2 separate regions of the Homo sapiens genome follow, and region 1 is linked to region 2. A link is a loop called in an ENCODE intact Hi-C map of the cell type or tissue named here. Cell type or tissue: dorsolateral prefrontal cortex. All regions are shown on one strand. Region 1 overlaps COPB2-DT (COPB2 divergent transcript). Region 2 overlaps NMNAT3 (nicotinamide nucleotide adenylyltransferase 3).

Region 1 (2,500 bases), 55 kb after region 2:
TAAGTAGATGAAGCAGTGGAGAAGGAGGATAGAGACCTAGAGGAGAAGAGAGCTGAGGTGGTTTTAAAATATTTTGGCAAATTCTTTGACACAGCTTCTTCAAAAGGTGCAGACTAATTTCCTTTCACTTGAATGTGGACTGGCAGCAGAAGTAATGGTGTGTGACTTCCAACTCTAGGTCACAAGAGGTATAGCTTTCTCCTTGCTCTCTCTTCTGGACCACTTGATCTGAAGGAAGCCAGCCACTAGGTCATGAGGACATTCGAGCAGCCCTGTGGAAAGGCACATGTGGAGAGCAACTGAGACTTCTCACCCACAGCCTGTGAGCCACCATTAAGAGAAGATTCTCCAGCCCAGCTAAGCTACTCTTAAATTCTGGACCCAGAGGACTGTAAAATAATAAATATTTGTGTTATTTCAAACTACTAAGTCTTGGGGTAATCTGTTACAAAGCAATCAATAACTAATAAAGGAACTCTCAGATACACAATCAGGTTGGTTTCTGGAACCAGGAAGGACTGCTGTGCCCTGTCTTGTGAACCCCATGTGTCTGGCACACCAGTTCACAGCAAGACTTTCTTTCCACTCTGCAGGGTTTTGTAGGCAGAACTAAGAGGCAGCACTGGGATTGGCACCTGGGTCTCTGTGATGCCAAAGACTCTTCCCTTCTCATGAGGACACATTGCACAGTCTGGGTGCCAAGAAGCTACAAAAAGGGGACCCTGTAGCAGGTGGGGGAAAGAGCTAACAAACCTCAACTTGTTCTGAATCCTAAAGAGTCCAAAACTAAAGGATAGAATAAGATGCCAGTTCTCCTATCAACTTAATTACTTAATTAACTCAATGGAAATGTGATTAAGGTAGAGATTGAGATGAGATCATACCGGATTATGGTGGTCCCTAAATCCAATGAGTCTCTCTTTATAAGAGATAGAGACACACACACAGAAGGAGGCAATGTGAATATGGAGGCAAAAACTGGAGTGATGTGTTCACAAGACAAAGAATGCCAAGGGTTGCTGGCAACCACTAGAAGATAGCAGGGACCATTGAACAGATTCTCCCCTTGGAACCTGCAGAAGGAACCAACCCTGCCAACATCTCGATTTTTTTCTTACTTCTGGCCTCCTGAACTGAGAGAATAAATTTCTGTTATTATAAGCCACGAAACAAAAACACCAAGACAAACAAGAACAAGAACAACTACAACAAGAGCAATAACCCCAATGAAATAAAATAAATAAATGAGAGCAATATCAGATAACAATTTCAAAATGGCCTTGGGGGATTGAGATATCTCCCTGAAGTCTTTCATTCCTCGGTAAATGTGTGTTGACCACTGGCTCAGTGCTGAAACCATGACTGGCCATTCACTCAGGAAATGTCACATCAGGACAAGGGACTGAATGAGTACTCCAGAGGGCCAGTGCTCCAGGAGCTTGCTGGCATCTAGAGGGCAGTGTGAGATGCAGGAATCTAGAAAGACTCCCTGCAAGGGGGTTAAATACTTCCAAAGCTAAGGGGATATTTCTAGCAAGCACAGATACACAACCCCAGGTGTAGCGCTGTAGGCTGGTCCATTGTGTGGGGGCATTACCAGAAGGAAGAAGTATCTTTCTGCTTCTAAAAGAAGAACCTTAAGGGAGCAAGGCCTTAATCCAAAAAAGTGCTCTTAGACCCTCTGTGATGTCTCAGACACTGTGAGAAGTGGCAGGGGAGTTAGTTTCAGGGAACTTCCAGTGCCCACAGTAGCACCTTAATTCCTGTCATGTAGCATCTGCCCTGCTCATTTTGGTGTTTAAAGCCCCCTGAAGTCCCTTTTCTGAAAATCTGAACACTCTCTTTCTGTTTGAGCTAGGCTTGTCTCCTGAAGTGAATGTGATGGCTCCTGCACGACATTATTTTCCTTCCCATTTTCTCCTGAAAAATGCCTGATCCTTCCCTTTCTAGCAATTCTTACGAACTTGCTCAAAAAGTGCTTCCTCCAAGAAGCCCTCCTTGAGTCACTCTTTTCTAACTAAGTTTACTCAATTTCAGTTGGTTTGGTTCTGCTGAAATCTTGGCAGACAGGGGCCAAGTCAGGTTGCATATCAAGGAACTCTTTCTTACTGACCCATTTGATGACCACAGGGCCTCCATTAGACTTTCTCTAGCCAGGCAGGACCTAGTCTCATGCTGTTCACCTCTCCCTCTCTGCTGCTCCCTGAGTTCTCTAAGTTACTGGGTACAAAACTGTGCAATAAGTTAATTAATAGCCTGAACTTCACACAGTGTGTTTATCAGCCCAACCTTGATCATGCTTACATTTATGGCCCTTCTATGAAGACCTCCAGACCGTGTTAAGAAATCTTCCTGCCACGTAGCCATAGGTGGGGACCTTTGGCCCACAAAAGAGGCCACCTCTGAGAGGGTGCTGTTCTTCAGATGAGGTGGGCATTGCATCACCTAATCTGGGGTATGAAGATAATGCTTGGATATGTCTTCAGAAAATCTCTGCTCT
Region 2 (2,500 bases):
TAATGAATCAAACGGTACCCAATGTTGAAACTGACATGCAGAAATTGTCCCCACAAAAAAATCTATTGGAAAAAGGAGGTGGTATCTTCTCTGTTCTCTGACCTGTAGGAAGAGAGGGGGTGTGTCCCAGGTCCCAGCAAATCCTGGAATGAAATGCACATCATAGTACCTCCCCCATAGGAAGACCACATAAAACTACCTAATTGTTTGAAAGACCAAACACTGTTCTCCTTTATACTACACTGGTTGGATAGATAAGAAATTGGAGTAAAACTTCACAGATGCAGAACCGTTCAAATATACATATGTGTTGTGAGCAATGGGACCAGCCCAAATTAGTGAAAAGTGTGAGTTACTGAATAATTGTTAAATGCTGTTTTATTGGTTTAAAAAGGCCAGACACTGGGAGACAATTCATAAATGTTGAGTGGGTGTTTCTATGAATAGAGTGGTAGATAAATGAGTAAATGGATAAGTGAATGAATGAATAAATGAAGGGTAATATCCTCATTTTAAAGTTGAGATCACATGAGGTATTGAACGTCAGAACCAGAATTTGGGTGTAAGGTGTCTGGCTCTAGAGTCTTAGTTTGTAACCACTAAGAGTTCATACATGCATGAATGAAGGAATGTTTGAATATCGTTTACTAGACCAGTATTATGCCGCTAGAGCATTTGAAAAGTGTGTTTCTGTGATTGCATATGTTGCTTTAAATGAGTCTAGAGCTCATCATCTCATGGATGGGGAAACTGATACCCAGAGAAAGGTCTTGGCTCTGGCCGCACAGCAGCCTGTGCCCAGTTGAGGCCAGGACTCAGACTTCTCCATGACACCTCCAGTCTCTCACTTTCCATTCCACAGTTGCTCCAGTGCTTTTGTGTGAACTCATCTCTCTGGTCCACATTTGGATTCCTTTAAAGGTTCCACCTTAGAGGATCCTAAACTGACCATTTACACAAGTTTTTCTCCAGTATGGTAGCCCTGGAGCCTCTCTTTACTCAGACTTTGTGGTGACTGACAGGGGCCAGTACTCTGGGACCCCAGTCTTTGCCATTTACTGAAGCTGGGATCAGCTTCTGGAAGAATCAGAGACCCTGCAGCTTGTTTCTAGCATAGACTTGGATTTCCTTTGCTGATTAGCTCACCAAGAGGGACACGGATAGTGCCAGGAAAATCAGTCTGGAACTCTAGGAAGGGCTTCTCCAGTATAATGCAGGTACAGATTTCCACCAGCAGGCAGCAGCAGAACCCAGCAGTTACAAATGCCACACCTGGAGGATGGCTGCCTGGGTTTGACACCTGACTTATCTGCCTAACTGAGTGACCTCAGGCAAGTCACTTATCTCTCTCTGCCTCAGTTGCCCCCTCCATAAAATGGGCACAATACTCACCTCATAAATTGTTCTGGGGTGCATATGGTATTATACACATAAAGAGCTTAGTAGTAGTGCCCACAGTAATCTCCCAATAAATGTTATGTATTATTTCATTATCACAATTAGCATTCTGTTAGAACACATTCCAAAGGATTATCCACATTAAGCATTGTTCTAGAGCTTTGTTTTATTGGAAACTGCAATGAAAAGGCCACCAGCTGGAGTCTTAGAGACCTTTTGTTTATCCAAAGAGCCTTTATAATTAATCTTTATAGTGAGATTGTTATATAAAAGTGCCAGGTACTAGTTCCTAGTAACACAAGGGCTGAAATGGATTTCAAATAAGGCAGTGACTTGTCCAAGGCCCATGGCTTGTTGGTCTCAGAGCTTTCAGAACCTTACCTTCTATCAGAAGACACAGTACTGGGTACAGCACAGCCACCTTTAGAGCACTCTGCCTTGGTCCAAAGCAACCACAGACAGACTTCTGTTAGAACACTGAAAAGAAAAAAAATCGTATTCCTTGGCACTTTTCCAATATTAAACAAAAGGTGTATTGATTAAATCATTACTTACAACTGTATTCCCTGAAATGGCTGCAGATTCATTTACATGCTTTTTCTTTTCAAGTCATGAACATGGAGACACTGAGTTCTCGATACATCCAAGAAAAGCATTTTGTGAGACTTTCCAATGATGTTGTCTTTCCTGGCAGTGACCTCTCTCTAACTTTACTGGGTCCATCCTTGTTTTTGCAGCTGTGCCTGAGCTGAAGCTTCTCTGTGGGGCAGACGTCTTGAAGACCTTCCAGACCCCCAACCTCTGGAAGGATGCGCACATCCAGGAAATAGTGGAGAAGTTTGGCTTGGTGTGCGTGGGCCGAGTAGGTCACGACCCAAAAGGTTACATCGCAGAATCTCCCATCCTACGGATGCACCAGCACAACATTCACCTGGCCAAGGAGCCTGTGCAGAATGAGATCAGTGCCACATACATCAGGCGAGCCTTGGGCCAAGGGCAGAGCGTAAAGTACCTGATTCCCGATGCTGTCATCACGTACATCAAGGACCATGGCCTCTACACCAAGGGCAGTACCTGGAAAGGCAAAAGCACCCAGAGCACT

The links. Hi-C counts contacts between places; a loop is a spot of excess contacts. Peaks named below come from ENCODE experiments on the same cell type or tissue, not always from the same donor. Only the 100,000 strongest peaks of a DNase experiment are listed, where the experiment ranks them.
Region 1: a loop joins it to region 2, with 2.9 times the contacts of the local background. A loop is called at or near these places in 4 of 110 quality-filtered maps.

The regions. Positions count from the first base shown.
Region 1 is chr3:139,505,923-139,508,422 of GRCh38, reverse strand. All of the region lies in intron 3 of COPB2-DT (COPB2 divergent transcript), which reads right to left. Among named protein-coding and RNA genes, the nearest start is that of RBP2, 31 kb to the right of the region's middle. In dorsolateral prefrontal cortex, CTCF peaks have their summits at 1,241 and 1,445; a DNase peak (open chromatin) is centred at 1,426.
Region 2 is chr3:139,561,028-139,563,527 of GRCh38, reverse strand. NMNAT3 (nicotinamide nucleotide adenylyltransferase 3) reads left to right here. Exons shown (of 7, transcript NM_001401600.1): 7 at 2,136-2,500. The region is part of intron 3 of COPB2-DT (COPB2 divergent transcript); the gene reads right to left. Among named protein-coding and RNA genes, the nearest start is that of RBP1, 23 kb to the right of the region's middle. In dorsolateral prefrontal cortex, CTCF peaks have their summits at 1,045 and 1,244; a DNase peak (open chromatin) is centred at 1,238; H3K27ac peaks cover 1,060 bases.